Regions from separate parts of the Homo sapiens genome. Here region 2 is linked to region 1. Evidence: chromatin loops called from intact Hi-C (ENCODE). Cell type or tissue: pancreas. All regions are shown on one strand. Each heading gives the region's core, and the rest is flanking DNA. Links, peaks and the distances in the headings are about the cores only. Region 1 overlaps MUC13 (mucin 13, cell surface associated). Region 2 overlaps UMPS (uridine monophosphate synthetase).

What was found. Peaks named below come from ENCODE experiments on the same cell type or tissue, not always from the same donor. Only the 100,000 strongest peaks of a DNase experiment are listed, where the experiment ranks them.
Region 2: it touches region 1 in a loop (4-fold over the local background); 107 of 110 quality-filtered maps call a loop at or near these places.

Annotation. Positions count from the first base shown.
Region 1 is chr3:124,896,769-124,906,983 of GRCh38, forward strand. It overlaps MUC13 (mucin 13, cell surface associated), which reads right to left. Exons shown (of 12, transcript NM_033049.4): 12 at 8,674-9,974. It also overlaps a transcript of ITGB5 not described here. Among named protein-coding and RNA genes, the nearest start is that of ITGB5, 15 kb to the left of the region's middle. In pancreas, for the core only: a CTCF peak has its summit at 4,721 (motif pointing left); a DNase peak (open chromatin) is centred at 4,713; H3K27me3 peaks cover 679 bases.
Region 2 is chr3:124,747,148-124,757,362 of GRCh38, forward strand. It overlaps UMPS (uridine monophosphate synthetase), which reads left to right. Exons shown (of 6, transcript NM_000373.4): 6 at 1-2,126. Among named protein-coding and RNA genes, the nearest start is that of MIR544B, 20 kb to the left of the region's middle. RefSeq lists enhancers at 3,857-4,523, 9,899-10,215. In pancreas, for the core only: no CTCF peak of the experiment used is centred there; a DNase peak (open chromatin) is centred at 2,895.

The DNA.
Region 1 (10,215 bases), core at 2,819-6,818:
AAGAAGAAGCTGGGCATGCACGTGGCTCATGCCTGTTATCCCAGCATTTTGGGAAGCTGAGGTGAGAGGATCACCTGAGCCCAGGAGTTCAAGACTAGCCTGGGAAACATGGTGAGACCTTGTCTCTACAAAAGAAAAAAGAAAAGCCAAAAAAAAAAAAAATTTAAAAAGAAAAAGGAGGCAGAGCACATATACCAGGTATATTTGAAAGATCAAAGTATACTGAAGTAGACCAGGAATCAGATTGCACAACTCACAAAGCCCTTCAGAGCCTGGCCCCTACTCCCACCCTCACAGACAGATACATTCTTATCTTTGCAGATTGTGTTTCTTCCTCCAAAGGCCCTATCCCTGATCTTTTCTGACTGGTAAACTCCTATTTGTCTTTTGATACCCCGCTCAAATGTTGCTTCCTTTGTGAAGCCTTCCAGAACTACTGTTGACAGAATGTTTTCCTCCATGTCCTTCTTTTTTGTTTGTTTTTGTTGTTATTGTTGTTTTGGAGGGAGAGGTGGGATCTCACTATGTTGCCCAGTCTGATCAACCTAGTATGTTGCCTGAGCTTCTGGGCTCTATTAATCCTCCCTGCTTGCCCTCCCAAAGTACTGGGATGACAGGTGTGAGCCACCACAGCTGGCTTCCTTCATGTTCTTAGAGAACTTGGTCCTTGCCTCCATTGGAAGAGTTGAGGTTGAAGTTATTTGCTTATGTAATTAATCTCTGACTTATTACTCAACTCCCTGAGAGTGGGCACTGAAAAAAGTGTCTGTTGGCTAGGCGTAGTGGCTCATGCCTGTAATCCCAGCACTTGGGAGGCCGAGGCAGGAGGGCTTGAGCTCAGGGATTCAAGACCAGCCTAGGCAACATAGCAAGACCCCATCTCTACAAAATAAAGAAAAATTTTTTTTTAAATGTTTGTGGAATGATGCATTTATCCAACAAGTATTTATTGAGTGTATACCATGTGACAAATACTGTTCCAGGGTTAGGGATAAATAATGGTGTTTATGCTGGGTCTCAAAGGATAAGGAAATTTTGTAAGGTGAAGGAAGGGAGAGAAACAGACTAGAGAGCTGTTCACAAAGTGCTATCTTCCTAGACAAGTAGCTCTTCTATATTCCCCCTGCCTCCCTTGGGGTGTTGGGTGCTGTTATGTGACAAGTTCTAAGCCAATATGATGTGGGGGGAAATGAGGTGCAGTAATACCAGACTTGATTCATAAAAAAATCTCTCTTGCAAAATCCTCTATATTCTTTGGCTTTCTACTGGATTGATGCAGAGCAGTAATGACCTTGAAAACAAAACAGGAAGGACCTGAATCACCACTTTATGGGGGTAGGGGTAGGGGGCTTATCAGGAAGACACATGAGCAATAATAGATGTGGCTTGATTAGAATATTCAGGTGAGGTCCATTGTCCAAATATCTATTTGTATTGATGCTTTGAGGTCTTTTTTTTTTTTTAACTTGAGACTGTGGATAACAGCAGCAAAAAATGATTAGTTAAAAATGACAGATACTCTATTATGGAATGAGACTTATGTACCATTTAGAGGATATCGTGTAAGTTAATTCTCTTCATTAAGAAAATGACAGCCGGGCGCGGTGGCTCACGCCTGTAATCCCAGCACTTTGGGAGGCCGAGGCAGGCGGATCACGACGTCAGGAGATCGAGACCATCCTGGCTAACACAGTGAAACCCCATCTCTACCAAAAATACAAAAAAAATAGCCAGGCGTGGTGGCAGGCACCTGTAGTCCCAGCTACTCGGGAGGCTGAGGCAGGAGAATGGCGTGAACCCGGGAGGCAGAGTTTGCAGTGAGCCAAGATTGTGCAACTGCACTCCAGCCTAGGCGACACAGCGAGACTCCGTCTCAAAAAAAAAAAAAAAAAAAAAAAAAAAGAAAATGACAGCACTTTGGGAGGTTGAAGCAGGAGGATCACTTGAAGCCAGGAGTTTGAGACCAGCCTGGTCAACACAGCAAAACCGCAAAACCCCATGTCTTAAAAAAAAAAAAAAAAAAAAGGCCGGGCGCACTGGCTCACACCTGTAATCCCAGTACTTTGGGAGGCCGAGGCAGGCGGATCACCTGAGGTCAGGAGTTCAAGACCAGCCTGACTAACGTGGTGAAACCCTGTCTCTACTAAAAATACAAAAATTAGCCAGAGAAGTGGCAAATGCCTGTAATCCCAGCTACTTGGGAGGCTGAGGCAGGAGAATCACTTGAACCAGGGAGGCGGAGGTTGCAGTGAGCCTAGATTGCGCCATTGCATTCCAGCCTGGGTGATAAGAGTGAGACTCTGTCTCAAAAAAAAAAGAAAAGAAAAAAAAGAAAAGAAGAAAAAAGAAAGAAAGAAAATGGTAAAGACCCCTTACTCAGGGCTGGCTAAGAGATGCTTTCAAATCTTAGCCCTGATTCTATTTATTTGTTTTCATATTCCAGGACACGCTTTGCTCTAGGATGCCATGCCACTTCATTGAAATAGGGACTTAATTTTTACATTCAATAAATTTTGTTGAGGGCTTTTTACATAGCAAAGAAATAAAACAGAGGATTTTCCCTCAGGAAGTTCAGGTGCAGCAAAGGGGCTGGCTGTCCAGTGGGGATTCATTTTTGACTTGGACCCAGTCAGGAGGCTATTGTTTCCACCAAAAGGAAAGAAGCCTCCAAGATTCCTCCCATCACTGCATAAGGGCAGGACACCACAGCTGATTAGAGAATGGAGAGCCTTCACACAAGATAGAAAAGCTGGAGGGTTCCCAAACAAAGAGGAAGTCATATCTGGGGTAATAAATGAGAAGCAGGCCAGGCATGGTGGCTCACACCTGGAATCCAAGCACTTTGGGAGGCCAAGGTGGGAGGATCACTTGAGCCCAGGGATCATAGCCAGCCTGGGCAGCATAGTGAGACTTCATCGCTCCAAAATATTTTAAAAATTAGCTGGGTGTGGTGGCATTCACCTGTGGTCCCACCACTCAGGAGGCTGAAGTGGGAGGGTTGCTTGAGCCCAGGAGGTCAGGGCTGCAGTGAGCCATGATCATGCCACTGCACTCCAGCCTCGCCAGCATAGCAAGACCCTGTCTCAAAAAAAAAAAAAAAAAAAAAAAAAAAAAAGCAGCAGCAGGCATGTTGCAGGTAGTTTTAGATGAGTTACTTTACTGGAGAGAATATGAGAATACTTTATGAAATTTGAACAATGACATAAGTAAAGAAAGAGTTTTGCACTTTTGGTAATAAAGGCCATTAACCTGAGAGCTCCAGGACGATGAAGCCTGTGTTTCATCCACCACTCTATTTGCATCTGGCACCAGGTCCTGGTAAATACAGGACACTCTCAGCTTCAAATATATGTCACATTGTTCCTACTGACTATTGAAATATATTACCTCTGTTAATACTTTAACATTAAATGACAGAGAGGTAGGCAATGGAGTCGGACTGCCTGGCTCAAATCCTGGCTGTGTCACTTCCTAGATATGTGACTGCAGACTAGTTACTTGCCTCTATTTCCCCTACTATTGAACAGGCATGAAAACAGTACCTACTTCATAATTATCGTGAGAATTAAAGGGGTTAATATGTGTGAGGCACAAGAATTGTGCCTGGCATATAGGGAGTGCTTCATAATATATGAAATATTATTGTTGTTGTTGATTTTCAAACTGGCTCTCTCACCTGGAAGTAGCAGAGAATTTCCTTATTGGCCCACATGTCGTGATTGTGGGCTCAGGAAAAATGTTACCAGGCCTGCAGAAATTATGAGGCCTTTGATGGTTTGCCCCAGGCTTCTGTCTTTGAATAAAAGCACCACATTTCATAGCCCTGAGACTGAGAAGAACACCCCCATATGTTTTCCAGGGCTCTCCCCAACCTAATCTCCAACCTTGCTTTTTGCACTGTGGATTGTCAATTAATGGCAAACTGGAGTTCTCGGAGAACCCTCAGGGAAAACCCAGACAGATCTTGCTCACCTCACCTCCCACGGGTGGCATTTTGTTTTTTATTTAACTGAAGAATTTTTCAATGAAAATGGATTTATCTCCTTTTTAATTTTGTACAATCACCGCTAAATAAAACATTGATTTCTCTGAACAATTGTACCAAACTTTATGCACCATTAATATGACATTAACATTGCTTATGGTTATGTATTATAAGAGCAATAAAGAGGACAATATATGATCTCTAATGATTCAGTAAAAATGATGCAAATATCTCAACAAGAGCAAACAGCGTAACATTCATTTCTCCCTAGCACAAGAACAAGGAATAAAGAGACCAACCAAGGAAAAGTCCAAGGAGAAATTTAGAAATGGTGCATTAAAAGTTAATGGTTTTAAGGTCAGGTGCGGTGGCTCACACCTGTAATCCCAGCACTTTGCGAGGCCAAAGCGGTAGGATGACTTGAGGTCAGGGGTTCAAGACCAGCTTGGCCAACATGGTGAAACCCTGTCTCTACTAAAAATACAAAATTAGTCGGGCATGGTGGTGCTCACCTGTAATCCCAGCTATTCGGGAGGCTGAGGCAGGAGAATCGCTTGATCCCAGGAGGCAGAGGTTGTAGTGAGTCGAGATCTCGCCACTGCACTCCAGCCTGGGCGACAGGGTGAGACTCTGTCTCGATAAAAAGAAATAATAAAATGAAAGTTAATGATTTCAAAAAAGCCTTTTAAAAGCTCCGCCCCGCCGGAAGTTGAGTTTTCTGCAAGCCATAGGAGACAGCGCCACCTACCGGCCCCGAGATTTGCCCAGCCGCAGAAAGGGGCGGAAGGCCAGGGTAGGTTTGGGGGCAAAATGGCACAAAAGAGTTCAGCCTCAAACGGTTTTGGTGTTGATGCAATCTGGATGCCTGGTCACCTTCTCCATAGAGAGACTTGGAGCTTACTGGGGCTTCTTGTCCACAATGTGACTCTTGGCTTCTAGACTCTTGGAGGAAGGAATGGGAAATGATGTGATGTGACCTCGAGTTGGACCATTAGCCAACGCAGTGACCTGAAACAGTGGTTCTCAAACTCCACCGCACATTAGAAGCACCTGGGAGCGCAGGGCGTGGCGGGTGGCTCCTGGAATCCCAGCTACTCAGGAGGCTGAGCGGGGAAAATGGCTTGAGGCCGGAGTTAGAGCCTGCCATGAGCCATGATCGTGCCACTGCACTCCAGCCTGGGTGACAGAGGGAGACTCTGTCAAAAACAAAAACAAAACAAAACAAAACAAAAAAACGTGCAGGTGAGAGTTTAAATACTCCTGAGACTCAGGTCTGCCCTAGACTGATGTGCTCTGGAATGGGACCCAGGCATCAGTAACTTTTATACCTCCTCAGGGGATCCCAATGTGAAGCTAAGACCTGCCGCTGTCAGGGCAGCGGGCCATTCCTGTTGTTTCACCCAAAGCCAACCTCAGAGGACCTTCGGTCTAATGCGACAAGCCAGCAGTGTGACATGTGCGTTTTCTCGTCCTGTCTTAGGGCTGTGCCTAGAAGGTGCCGCCCTCAAGGTTGGAGACAGCTCTGCATAATAGTTCACTCCCCACTTAAAAAATAAAAATAAAAAAACCCAGCTTTGTGAAGGTATAATTGACATACACCAAAGTGTACATTTATAAAGTGTACAATTGGACAATGTTTGACATGTGTATACTTGTGAAACCAGTGCCACAATCAAGATAATGATCATATTCTTCAAGGTTGAGCTGCAAGAGTCCTGTTTTACACTCCCATTTCACAATTATTTAATACTTGTTCTATGCCAGGCATTGTGCTGGGTTAGAAGGAACCATGGATACAACCACTTCTCTGGGGGAACTGGTTACAGGACCAGTTGGGACATGAAGGAGGCAACTCTACTTGAGAGTACTGGGGTAGCCAGAGGAGAAAATGGTTTAGTTGATCTAGACAGATGGAGGTATTTATCAGGTGCTGTGGTCTAAATGTTTAGGTACCCTCAAGATTCATGTATTAAATCCTAAAGCCTGATATGATGCTATTAGGAGGTGGGACCTTTGGGAAGTTATTAGTTAATGAGGGTGGAGCCCTCATGGATGGGATTAATGTCCTTATAAAAGAGACCCCAGGCCAGGCGCAGTGGCTCACACCTGTAATCCCAGCACTTTGGGAGGCTGAGGCGGGTGGATCACAAGGTCAGGAGATAGAGACCATCCTGGCTAACATGGTGAAACCTCGTCTCTACTAAATATACAAAAAATTAGCCGGGCGTGATGGCTGCAGTAGTAGTCCCAGCTACTTGGGAGGCTGAGGCAGGAGAATTGCTTGAACCCAAGAGGCAGAGGTTGCAGTAAGCCAAGATCGCACCACTGTATTCCAGCCTGGGTGACAGAGCAAGACTCCATCAAAAAAACAAAACAAACAAAAAAAAAAACCCAGAGAGATCTCTTGCTCCTTCCAACATGCGAGGTTACAGTGAAAAGATGGCCATCTATGAGGAACTGGGTCCTCACCAGACACCAAATTGGCTGACACCTTGATCTTGGACTTCCCAGCCTCCAGAACTGTGAGAAATAACTTATGTTGTTTGTAAGCCACTCAGTCTGTGGTAGTTTGTAATACAGCTCAAACAGATTAAGACATTAGGTAGTTGAAGGAAACGGGCATTCCAAAATGGGAAAGCATGAGCATGAGGAAAAGCAAGAGGGAAAGCATGAGCAAAGGAATGGAGGCATGAAGAGATGATATGTTGGCTGGGCACGATGGCTCATGTCTGTAATCTCAGCACTTTGGGAGGCCAAGGCAGGTGGATTGCTTGAGCTCATGAATTCGAGACCAGCCTGGTGACATGGCAAAACCTCGTCTCTACAAAAACACAGAAATTAGCCAGGTGTGGTGGCAAGTGCCTGTAGTCCCAGCTACTCAGGAGGCTGAGGTGGGAGGATGGTTTAAGCCTGGGAGGCAGTTTGCAATGAGCCAAGATCACACCACTGCACTCCAGGCTGGGCAACAGAGCCAGACCTTGTCTCAAAAAAATAAAATAAAATAATAATAATAATAATAAATTAAAGAGGTGGTATGTTTAGGAAACAGCAGGTATGGCCAAAGTGGTAGTGCATCGTGGGGAGGGTCATGAGGCAAAGCCAGCACAATCAGCGGCAGTAACTGGATGTCTAGGAGTGCCATGCCACCAGGAGTCTGACTTTATTCTATGAGCTCTATTTCTCAGTGGATGACCCCTGAAAGCTTAAGCAAGGGAGTGTCACAATCAGATATGCATCGTAGAAAGTTCACTCTGACAGCCCTCCAAAGTGGCAGAACAATTAGTAAGAGAACCTTTGCAAAGTTACCAGCAAGCAGAAACAAATGAATTATAGGTCATATTGCACAATAATCAAAAAGAACTTTTTGAATCCAAATGCAAAAGCCATTTTCATAAACATTATACATATATATCTTTAGGAGATTATTTTTAGTCAAACAATAGCAATGCAAGTCTTTGAAGAATGGCCCAGGAAGCCCAGAATTAGTATGGCTCAGGACCTTTGAGAAGTGACAGGAGTTGGCATGCTCTGGTCCAAAGGGGGATCAGGAAGGGGGAAAGGCCTCTTTAGAAATAGCCTTCTACTAGTACTGAATCCAGAATCATATTTAAATACAAAGGGGGTAATATGCAGGTCAGAAATAGAGTCTGTGATGACAAAATACAGTGGCCAGCCAATTTTAAGTTCTGCCTGCAATAACTCTGCTGCTGTTAACTGATTGGTTTATGGCTAATGTCTTCAGTGTGGGCATTAATAGCTCATAAGAGTATGTTTCTTATATGTGATTCACCATTTAGCCATGAGAATACAAGAATAAACATAAGTGGTATCAGTGAGGATTTTTTGACTGCAAATAACAGGAAAAAACTACTCAAACTGGCCTTGTAGCAGAGGAAATTCCAGAGGCTTCAGGTATGGTTTGATCAAGGTGCCAGGTCCATTTCTCTCTGGTTCTCTCAGTTCTTCTCCTCTGTGTGTGTCAGCTTTGTCCCCAGCAAAACAGAAGCAGTTCAAGACTTCACACCCTCAAGCCCACTTTCCAGAAGAAGAAAGTTTCTCTTTCTCCAAACTTCCTACCAAAGTTTAGGCTTTATTCTAATTGTATCCACTTATGCCACACGTTCACTTTTAGGACGATTACTGTGGCAAGGAGGCATGGGATTTCGCTGATTGGCTTGAGCCAACCAGAGCCAACCTCTGTAGCTGGGAGCAGGATCAGCCCCACCCAAAATGCTCATCATCATGGGGTAGGAGTGGGATGTGCGTGGAGGAAGCAAATGTCTACTATGCAGTAGAACGTTATCTTGGGTAATCCAATAACCCCTAATAAGGATAGCAGATATCAGTCACTCCCATTTACCATGTGTCACGTTTGCTATTTAAAATGAGACTAACTGCTGTGTGCATCATCAAAACCCCCAAACTCAGCCTGGGCAACATAGTGAGACCCTGTCTCTAACAACAACAAAAAAAAATTAGCTGGGCATGACAGCACACTTCTGTAGCCCCACCTACTCAGGAGGCTTATATGGGAGGATTGTTTGAACCCAGGAGTTTGAGGCTACAGTGAGTCATGTTCACACTACTGCACTCCAGCCTGGGTGACAGAGCAAGACAGTGTCTCAAAAAAAAAAAAAAAAAAAAGAAAGAAAGAAAAAGAAATGAAAAAAAAGCCCCAGACACAAGGACACCATCTAACAAAGGCACTTTATTGCATTACCATTCACAATTAACAGTCAAGAACAAATAATAATAACAAATAAAATAACTTTTAAGAGGACAAGGCATTAGAAATAAAAAAGGACACTAATAACATTTGTAAAAGCTTGTACTGGATGTGGTTGCCCCCATTTGTGTGTGTGGTTGTGTGTGTGTGGTTGTGTGTTGGTGGCCACAGCTGAGCCTCTGTCACCAGAGAAGGCTGAGGCCCCAATGGCACACCTCAGAAACCTACACCCCGAGGCTGGACGGCTGGACTCCTGAGCACAAGCTCCCTCTCGCACCCTTTGCCAGACAGTTTGTCTCCAATTTCAAACTGACCTAAGGCTCTTACTCCTGGATTTTTTGTTTTTAAACCTTCTCCCAGCCAGTCTTCGGGAGGGCATGATTAGAGAAGTGCTCCTTTGCTGATGGAGGAGGGGACCTAAGGAAGAAGGTGGATCCCAGGTGCCTCCTCTCTAATTGATCCTCCCCACCCAGTTTCCTTTGCCTCTCTTCCTTCTACCAGGTCATGTTTTTTACTCTCTGCCCCTTCTGCCTCCTAGCATTTCAAAAACTGTAGAGTGCACCCCATAGTGGACATTTTTAGTCCAGGCCTTCTAATTAGCATCAAAAAGTTCCTGGATTCCCAGGCACGCCTCCTGAAAAAGCTGAGAGATATGTCTCTTTCCAGTCTTCTTGGGTGAGGCTAGGTTGCAAGCTCTGGGCTGTTCAAAGGTTGCCAGAATCTCTCCATTGGAGGGATAGAAGCAGTGTCCCTATTCTGACTTGTCAGAGAGTGAGCTTGTGACCCTTGAAAGATGGTGGGTATCCCTTCTCATCCCCTCGGACCTCCACAGTTGATGCGTATGTCTCCCAGGGGAATTAGGTCACTTAACTCAAGAGCAATGTTTGCCCAGGAGCAAGCAATGCTGGGGAGCTTTCCTCTAGATTGGAAATGGTTCTTGTTGCCCTACCAGGAAAAGAATTAAGAAAACAACCCTAACCATTGTCTCAGTACTTTGTACTGATTGAAGAAAACCACCTCTCTGACAAGCGCTAATAGCATCTACTACATTTAATGTCATAGATTCTTATTTAGCAAGTGAGCTGGATTCGTTGCAAACATTCACAACTTCCATTCAGAGAGGCTGGCAGATGTCAGATGGAAGAAAAACCCCGGAGGCCAGATCTTTACTGGTGCTCACTTCTCCATCAGTCTTTCTAAACACTCTAAATAATAGCTTGTACATTGGTTGGGGGCCATGGCGGGTTCCACATTCTTATGATTCTAGACAGAAAGAGAGAGGGAGAGACAATACTCTTAGAAAATACTCCAACAGAAACATATGAGATCGTTTAGATCTGTAAATTATTAACATTACTTTCATTAACATTATTTGTCTTCTTCAGCTTTATCCCATATTCTCCCTATCATTTCTCTCACGTCTCTTCCATTCCCCATCTCTTTCCCAGCTCCCTTTCTCCTCTTCCTTTACCATCTTCCTTCTTTCCATCTGTCTCCTGTCACT
Region 2 (10,215 bases), core at 1,249-5,248, 150 kb before region 1:
TCGAGTGGCTGGAACTACAGGCGTGCACCACCACAGCTGGTTAATTTTTAAAATTTTTTGTAGAGACGGTGGAGGAGGTTCTCACTGTGACTCAGTGTGTGCCCGACAGCAGAGCCCACACCACTCCAGTTGCAGTGGTTGCCATCTGGGTCATCAGACCTGGCTGTCAGGGGTGCAGCCACAGGAGAGCCAACAGCAGAGGGTGCTGGCCGCTGAGCTAGCTGCTAATGCTGGCCTGGGTGCAGTTCTCATCCAAAGTACCCGGTGGGTGGGAGTCACTCAGTACCAGTTCCGAGCCTGAACCCAAACTCTCGTGTTTCTGCTCACCCCTCTCTGGCTTCTGCCACCACATGGGAAGAATATGCCCTGGTTAGCCCATGGCTTCTGAAGAGCAAGAGAAAGTAGAGCAGAGCCTACTCCAGCCTCCCCCGTCCAATGTATGAAAGCCCCAGCTGATCTGTAAGCCTGGGAGCGTGATAAATGCTTAGTAGTGCATGCCATGGAGTTCCAGGGTGGTTTATTACACGGCAATATCTAGCTAAATACATTTAACTTGCTGCAGCTCTCTGGATCCAGCCTGGTTACCAGGAAGACAAAAACTGGGCTCCACCAGGAACCAGTCTTCTGCCTTCCCAACCATCACCTCTGGCTGCATCAGCGATCTCTCCCAGCGAAATAGCTGCTTGGTCTTGTGTGAATCCTGTACTTTAACACAGTGGACCAAGTGTCAGTCATTGAAAATGACCATGAGTAACCCTGTGGACTCTCTGCAGCTTGGTTCCTTTGCCCCTTAACAGGTGGGTATGAATCGTGTCTTCAGTGCCAGGGCTGAATGAGAAAGGGCATTCCTTTTTGAAGGAATCTGATACTAAACACAAAGCATGAGAAAAATCAGGACTTGTTGGAGTTATATTTTTAAAATATATATTTTAACAGTTATATATATTAGATATAATATATAATAGTATATATAAATAATACTATATTGCCCAGGCTGGTCTCGAACTCCTTAGCTCAAGTGATCCTCCTGCCTTGGCTTCCCAAAGTGCTAGGATTACAGGTGTGAGCCACTGCTCCCGGCCTGTTGGAGTTCTTTACATTTATTTTATAATCAATGCTGTTTTATTAAATGCGGATTTTATTTTGGATTACAGGATGTAGAATGCCATATTTTTCTTAGATCATAGGGCCTTTCACATTTGTAATTTGGCCTTGTATGAGTTACCCTGCAATCCCTTTGTTTTCCCCATAACCCTTCCAAAGGAAGGCCGCAATAGAAATACAAAGAGAAACAAAATAATTAGAATATTTTTTAACTTCTAAAGTTCAAGGTTTTGGCATAAGTCTGGTTTAGAAGCACATTTGCCTAGCCCTTTCCTTCCCACCAAGGGGGAAAGTCTTCCTCTAGACAAGAGGCAGAGGGCTCCTCAGAGTCAGATCCTGGTGTGGGCTCTCACGTGCTGCTGCTGAATCCCAGGGAAGGAGGGAGGAAGGGCAGTTGACACCCAAAATAAGGGTGGGGAACTGTCAGCAGAGGAGGTCTGTGTCATGTTTTTCAGCGCTGGGGTTGGGGGGAGCCCAGGAGAGCAGGAAGATCCAGAGATCCCTCGCCCCAGCTCGGCCATGTGTGTCTGGGACAGAGCCTGAGGTGGCCTGAGCTTCCTGTGGCTCCAGAGTAACATTATAGAGAAGCTGAATTCTCCTGTTTTTCTGAAAAGGGCATGGGAGTTAGCTGAGAAGCAGACCTGGTGGGCCTGAGAGTCTCAATCGTCAGGTAAGGACAGTCAGTGGGAAGTGGACGGGCCGCACAACCAAGGTTCTCATGAGGACAACCATGTCTTCGGGGGTGCCCTTGTGCACAGACAGCTCCATAGTCCTGCCTCCAATGTCCCAACACTGCATTGTCTCCCTGCACTTAGCAGCCCTGCAGGGTGAGACTTGGGGAGGATCCTGAAATGATTGTATTTAACAAGACATGCTGTCCTTGTTTACCTGGAACCTAGCAATGTTGTTTTCTGCCACAACTTGAATAGATACTTGAAGCAGAGATGATGTTGAGTTAAAAAAAATATATACATAAAAATATGGGTTCTTTTCAACCTGAATAGATGGCCTAAAAATTCAAACTTGCCTCATGGCATTTGTTCAAGGAAAACCGGTATAGGTAGTCTTTGACCTCCTTTCCTCCCTTATCCTTTGTTCTTCCTTCTGAGGACTAAACTCTGATTTATTTATTTATTTATTTATTTATTTATTTATTTATTTATTGATCATTCTTGGGTGTTTCTCGCAGAGGGGGATTTGGCAGGGTCACAGGACAATAGTGGAGGGAAGGTCAGCAGATAAACAAGTGAACAAAGGTCTCTGGTTTTCCTAGGCAGAGGACCCTGCGGCCTTCCGCAGTGTTTGTGTCCCTGGGTACTTGAGATTAGGGAGTGGTGATGACTCTTAACGAGCATGCTGCCTTCAAGCGTCTGTTTAACAAAGCACATCTTGCACCGCCCTTAATCCATTTAACCCTGAGTGGACACAGCACATGTTTCAGAGAGCACAGGGTTGGGGGTAAGGTCACAGATCAACAGGATCCCAAGGCAGAAGAATTTTTCTTAGTACAGAACAAAATGAAAAGTCTCCCATGTCTACCTCTTTCTACACAGACACGGCAACCATCCGATTTCTCAATCTTTTCCCCACGTTTCCCCCCTTTCTATTCCACAAAATTGCCATTGTCATCATGGCCCGTTCTCAATGAGCTGTTGGATACACCTCCCAGACGGGGTGGTGGCCGGGCAGAGGGGCTCCTCACTTCCCAGTAGGGGCGGCCGGGTAGAGGCGCCCCTCACCTCCCGGATGGGGTGGTTGGCCGGGCGGGGGGCTGACCCCCCCTCCCTCCGGGACGGGGCGGCTGGCCAGGCGGGGGGCTGACCCCCCCCCACCTCCCGGACAGGGCGGCTGGCCGGACGGGGCGGCTGGCCGGGCAGAGGGGCTCCTCACTTCCCAGTAGGGGCGGCCAGGCAGAGGCGCCCCTCACCTCCCGGATGGGGCGGCTGGCCCGGCGGGGGGCTGACCCCCCCACCTCCCTCCCGGATGGGGCAGCTGGCCAGGCGGGGGGCTGACCCCCCCCACCTCCCTCCCAGACGGGGCAGCTGGCCGGGCAGAGGGGCTCCTCACTTCCCAGTAGGGGCGGCCGGGCAGAGGCGCCCCTCACCTCCCGGATGGGGCGGCTGGCCGGGCGGGGGGCTGACCCCCCCCACCTCCCTCCCAGACGGGGCGGCTGGCCGGGCGGGGGGCTGACCCCCCCACCTCCCTCCCGGACGGGGCGGCTGGCCGGGCAGAGGGGCTCCTCACTTCCCAGTAGGGGCGGCTGGGCAGAGGCGCCCCTCACCTCCCGGATGGGGCGGCTGGCCGGGCGGGGGGCTGACCCCCCCACCTCCCTCCCGGATGGGGTGGCTGCCGGGCGGAGACGCTCCTCACTTCCCAGACGGGGTGGCTGCCGGGCGGAGGGGCTCCTCACTTCTCAGACGGGGCGGCTGCTGGGCGGAGGGGCTCCTCACTTCTCAGACAGGGCGGTTGCCAGGCAGAGGGTCTCCTCACTTAGACGGGGCGGCCGGGCAGAGACGCTCCTCACTTCCTAGATGGGATGGCGGCTGGGAAGAGGCGCTCCTCACTTCCTAGATGGGGTGGCGGCTGGGCAGAGACGCTCCTCACTTTCCAGACTGGGCAGCCAGGCAGAGGGGCTCCTCACATCCCAGACGATGGGCGGCCAGGCAGAGACGCTCCTCACTTCCCAGACGGGGTGGCGGCGGGGCAGAGGCTGCACTCTCGGCACTTTGGGAGGCCAAGGCAGGCTGCTGGGAGGTGGATGTTGTAGCGAGCCGAGATCACGCCACTGCACTCCAGCCTGGGCACCATTGAGCACTGAGTGAAGGAGACTCCGTCTGCAATCCCAGCACCTCGGGAGGCCGAGGCTGGCGGATCACTCACGGTTAGGAGCTGGAGACCAGCCCGGCCAACACAGCGAAACCCCGTCTCCACCCAAAAAATACGAAAACCAGTCAGGCGTGGCGGTGCGCGCCTGCAATTGCAGGCACTAGGCAGGCTGAGGCAGGAGAATCAGGCAGGGAGGTTGCAATGAGCCGAGATGGCAGCAGTACAGTCCAGCTTCGGCTCGGCATCAGAGGGAGACCGTGGAAAGAGGGGAGAGGGAGAGGGAAAGGGAGAGGATTTTTTTTTTTTTAAATCTTGCCCACATTCCTATCTAAGGGGTCTGGGGAGTCATGCCCTACAAGTCATAAATTTTTATCAGATGGGTTTTATTTAACCCTACATATCATGACTTATTTTCCAGCCTCACTCTGGTATAACCTTATGAGACAAGGAAGAAAATCAAAATATTTTACCCCCAAATATGTTTATTTGCCATATTTTGAAATGGCCCTGCAAAGCTGTTCTTTGTGGGGGGAAATTAGCATCTGTAAGGAATCTCTATTAACATAGCTAGATCTTTATCTTACAGACTCTCCCAATCCTAAAGATACTAACTAAGATCTGAATAGGAAACATCGGTCATCTATTGTCTCTAAGGGCAGCCACTTATAAGACTTTTGTCTCCGCAATCTTAACCTGAACATTCCCTTTCTATCAATCCCAGGTCTTTAGACAAACTCAACCAGTTGTCAACCAGAAAATGTTTGAATTAACCTATAGCCTGGAAGCCCCACCTCACCCTTCCCCCCCCCCGCGCCCCCCCGCCCCGCCACCCTGCCACCCTGCCCCTGGTTTTGAGTTGTTCTGCCTTTCAGGACCAAACCAATGCATTTCTTAAATGCATTTGATTGATGTCTCATGCCTGTCTAAAATGTATAAAACCAAGCTGTACCCTGACCACCTTGGGCACATGTTCTTGGGACCTCCTGAGGGCTGTGTCATGGGCCATGGTCACTCATATTTGGCTCAAAATAAATCTCTTCAAATATTTACAGAGTTCCACTATTTCTGTTGACACTTCCCTCACTCCCACCATCTTGCTGCCCTCTGACTTCCCCAAGCGCCTGTGCTCTCTTCTTGGGCTATAGCATTACCTCTTCCTCACTTCTATTGCCTTCTTCCCCTCTTCAACTCCAGTGCCATCCAATGGGGGATGTCTCCCAACTGAAATCACGCCTACAGTCCTTGTGGCTTGAGCTGAAAAGAGACCCTAAGAAAAGGTGCTGAGTGGGAGGGAAACCCAAGTATCCCTGGCTTCCCATCCTCCTGGGTCCTTAAGGTGCAGTGCAGCTCATCACCCACGTTTTCTAAAAAAATTTTTTATGATCATGTGTCAGGACATGAATGCCAACCAGTGCATGTCAGCTCATACCTGGGGCCTCCCTGATATGAAATCCTGCCAGGCCAACCTGTTGTGTCTCCCTAATGGAAAGTTTCACTGGAGTCCATGTGAAGAGACCACCAAACAGGCTTTGTGTGAGCAACACGGCTGTTTATTTCACCTGGGTGCAGGCGGGCTGAGTCCGAAAAGAGAGTCAGCGAAGGGAGATAGGGGTGCGGCCGTTTTATAGGATTTGGGAAGGTAATGGAAAATTACAGTCAAAGGGGGTTGTTCTCTGGTGGGCAGGGGCGGGGGTCACAAGGTGCTCAGTGGGGGAGCTTCTGAGCCAGGAGAAGGAAATTCACAGGGTTAATCACTCCATTAAGGTGGGGCAGGAACAAATCACAATGGTGGAATGTCATCAGTTAAGGTGGGACAGGGCCTTTTCACTTCTTTTGTGATTCTTCAGTTACTTCAGGCCATCTGGGCATATTCGTGTAAGTCACAGGGGATGCGATGGCTTGGCTTGGGCTCAGAGGCCTGACATTCCTGCCTTCTTATATTAATAAGAAAAATAAAATAGTGTTGAAGTGTTGGGGTGGCGAAAATTTTTGGGGGGTGGTGTGGAGAGAGAATGGGCGATGTTTCTCAGGGCTGCTTCAAACGGGATTAGGGGCGGTGTGGGAACCTAGAGTGGGAGAGATTAAGCTGAAAGGAGATCCTGTGGTAAGGGGTGATATTGTGGGGTTGTTAGAAGAAACATTTGTCGTATAGAATGATTGGTGATGGCCTGGATACGGTTTTGTATGAATTGAAAAACTAAATGGAATAAGAAGGAGAAAAACAGGTATAAAAGGTCTAAGAATTAGGAGGACCTAGGACATCTGATTAGAGTGTGCCTAAGGAGATTCAGCATAGTCCTGCCAGCAAAGATTATTTATTTACTTCAAGAGTTAAGAGTGGCGGTTTGGGGATAGCACCAGGAGATATCAGCTGTGATGGCTTGGAGAAACAGTGTAAACTGGCAGTGTAAACAAGAGCAGGGCATGTATGAGTAGTTGAGAACGGAGAATAGGAATATGACTAGACAGAAAATAGTAGGGATGACAAGTTTTTTTGGGGGCACAGTCTAAGTTGGTCCGGTGTCTGGAATGAGACTGGGGCCTAATAAAAAGGAGCATCTATACAGGAGCTTAAATGGGCTGTACCTTGTAGCATTCTGAGGACAGGCCTGAATTCTGAGAAGTGAAAGTGGTAAAAGTATTGTCCAGTCGTTTTTAAGTTGGTGGCTGAGCTTGGTGAGGTGTGTTTTTAAAAGACCTTTAGTCTGTTCTACTTTTCTTGAAGATGGAGGACCGGAAAGGATATAAAGGTTTCACTGAATACTAAGAGCCTGAAAAACTAATTGGCTGATTTGACTAATGAAGGCTGGTCTGCTGTCAGACTGTATAGAGGTGGGAAGGCTAAACTGAGGAATTATGTCTGACAGAAGGGAAGAAATGACTGTGGTGGCCTTCTCAGACCCTGTAGGAAAGGCCTGTACCTATCCAGTGAAAGTGTCTACCTAGACTAAGGTATTTTAATTTCCTGACTCAGGGCATGTTGAGTAAAGCTAATTTGCCAGTCCTGGGTGGGGGCAAATCCTCGAGCTTGATGTGTAGGGAAGGGAGGGGGCCTGAATAATCCCTGAGGAGTAGTAGAATAGCAGATGGAACACTGAAGTTATTTCCTTGAGGATAGATTTCCACGATGGAAAGGAAATGAGAGGTTCTAAGAGGCGGGCTAGTGGCTTGTACTATAGCATAGCCTGCCTTTGCTGGTGTGTGGCGATTAGGCCTGGTGGAACTGCCGTCAATAAATCAAGCGTGATCAGGGTGAGGAACAGGAAAGAAGGAAATATGGGGAAATGGGGTGAATATCAGGTGGATCAGAGAGATACAGTCATGGGGGTCAGGTGTGGTATCAGGAATAATGTGGGAGGCCGGATTGAAGTCCGGGCCAGGAACAATGGTAATTGTGGGACTTAACAAAGAGTGAGTACAGCTGAAGGAGCCGGGAGCAGAAAGTATATGTGTCAGGTGTGAGGAAGAAAATAGATTTTGGAAGTTATGAGAAATGTAGAGAGTGAGTTGAGCATAGTTTGCGATTTTTAGGGCCTCTAAAAGTATTAAAGCAGCGGCAGCCACTACACGCAGACATGAGGGCTAGGCTAAAACAGTAAGGTCAAGTTGTTTGGACAGAAAGGCTACAGGGTGCAGTCTTGGCTCTTGTGTAAGAATTCTGACCGCACTAAGCATGCCTAGGAAGGAAAGGAGTTGTTGTTTTGTAAGGGATTGAGGTTTGGGAGATTAATCAGACACGATCAGCAGGGAAAGCACGTGTGTTTTTATGAGAATTATGCCGAGATAGGTAACAGATGAGGATGAAATTTGGGCTTGCCTGAAGTAATGGGGGCTGTCTGTGAAGCCTTGCGGCAGTACAGCCCAGGTAATTTGCTGAGCCTAATGGGTGTCAGGGTCAGTCTAAGTGAAGGCAAAGAGAGGCTGGGATGAAGGGTGCAAAGGAATAGTAAAGAAAGCATGTTTGAGATCCAGAACAGAATAATGGGTAGTAGAGGGAGATATTGAAGATAGGAGAGCATATGGGTTTGGCACCATGGGGTGGATAGGCAAAACAATTTGGTTGATAAGGCACAGATTCTGAACTAACTTGTAAGCCTTGTCTGGTTTTAGGACAGGTAAAATGGGGGAATGGTAAGGAGAGTTTATAGGCTTTAAAAGGCCATGCCGTAGCAGGCGAGTGTTAACAGGCTTTAATCCTTTCAAAGCGTGCTGTGGGATGGGATATTGGCGTTGAGCGGGGTAAGGGTGATTAGGTTTTAATGAGATGGTAAGGGGCATGTGATCGGTTGCCAGGGAAGGAGTAGAGATGTCCTATACTTGTGGGTTAAGGTGGGGGGATATGAGAGGAAGACTCGAAGGAGGCTTTGGGTTGGGGAGAAGGGCGGCAATGAGATGTGGCTGTAGTCCAGGAATAGTCAGGGAAGCAGATAATTTGGTTAAAATATCTCGGCCTAATAAGGGAACTGGGCAGGTGGAGATAACTAAAAAAGAGTGCATAAAAGAGTGTTGTCTAAATTGGCACCAGAGTTGGGGAGTTTTAAGAGGTTTAGAAGCCTGGCTGTCAATACCCACAACAGTTATGGAGACAAGGGAAACAGGCCCTTGAAAAGAAGGTAATGTGGAGTGGGTAGCCTCCATATTGATTAAGAAGGGGACGGACTTACCCTCCACTGTGAGAGTTACCTAAAGCTCGGCGTCCGTGATGGTCTACGGGGCTTCTGAGGCAATCAGGCAGCATCAGTCTTCAGCCGGTAAGCCAAGAAGGAGTCAGTCAGAGAACCTTGGGCCAGAGTTCCAGAGGCTCTGGGAGTGGCTGCCAGGTGAGTTGAACAGTCCGATTTTCAGTGGGGTCCCACACAGATGGGACGCGGCTTAGGAGGAATCCCGGGCTGCGGGCATTCCTTGGCCCAGTGGCCAGATTTCTGGTACGTGTAGCAAGCTCCTGGGGGAGGAGGTTCTGGAGGAACGCCTGGCTGCTACGGTTCAGGCGTTTGGAAGTTCTTTTGTGCTGGAGATGTGGCTGGGGTTTGTCTCACAGTGGAGGCAAGGAATTGCAACTTTTTTCTGTTATTGCACACCTTGAAGATGAGGCTAATTAAGTCCTGTTGTGGGGTTTGAGGGCCGGAATTTAATTTTTGGAGTTTTATTTAATGTTGGGAGCAGATTGGGTAATACAATGTATATTGAGAATAAGGCGGCCTTTTGACCTTTTAGGGTCTAGGGCTGTAAAGCATCTCAGGGTTGCTGCCAAACGAGCCATGAACTGGGCTGGATTTTTATATTTGATGAAAAAGAGCCTAAACGCTGTCTGATTTGGGATAAAGAAAAAGGAGCATTAACCTTGACTATGCCTTCAGCTCCAGCCACCTTTTTAAGAGTAAATTGCTGGGCAGGTGGGGGAGGGCTAGTCACGGAATGAAACTGTAAGCCGGACCAGGTGTGAGGAGGGGAGGCGATAAAAAGATTATAGGGTGGAGGAGCGGAGGCTGAGGAAGAATTGGGGCCTAGCTTGGGCTGGCGAGGAGGGGAGAGGTCAGATGGGTCTGTAGAAAAGGAAGATTAGAAAGACTCAGCGACGCTTGGGGTTGGGACTGAGGGGACAGGCGGGAGGGAAAGAAGGAAGATTTGGGACGAGTTGCACTGGGCACAGAGACTAGGAAGGGACTGATGTGTAAAAGAATGCCTGGACGTCAGGCATCTCAGACCATATGCCCATTTTACGACAAGAACTATTTAGATCTTGTAGGATGGAAAAATTGAAAGTGCCATTTTCTGGCTATTTGGAACTACTGTCGAGTTTGTATTGGGGTCAAGCGGCATTGCAGAAGAAAATAAGGCATTTAGGTTTTAGGTCAGGTGTGAGTTGAAGAGGTTTTAAGGTTTTGAGAACACAGGCTAAGGGAGAAGAAGGAGGAATGGAAGGTGGAAGCTTACCTATAGTGAAGAGGCAAGCCCAGAGAAAAGAGTAGAGACACGGAGAAGGGGTGGGGGGTTCTTGCCCTCCAGAAGCAGAGAAGGGGTTGGGGCACGGAAATAAGGGATTGGGGCACAGAGATAAGAGGTCAGGGTGCAGAAATAAGGGATTGGGGCACAGAGATAAGAGGTTGGGGTGCGGAAATAAGCGATTGGGGGGTTCTTACCCCCTAGGAAAGCGGGACTTGCCGCTAAGGATGAAGGGGAAGGGGTTGAGGGGTACTTGCCCCTGCCCCAGAAAAGCGGGACTTGCCACTAAGGGTGAAGGACCAAGGCAGGCGTCCCTGCGTGGTCTGACACACTTGAAACGTG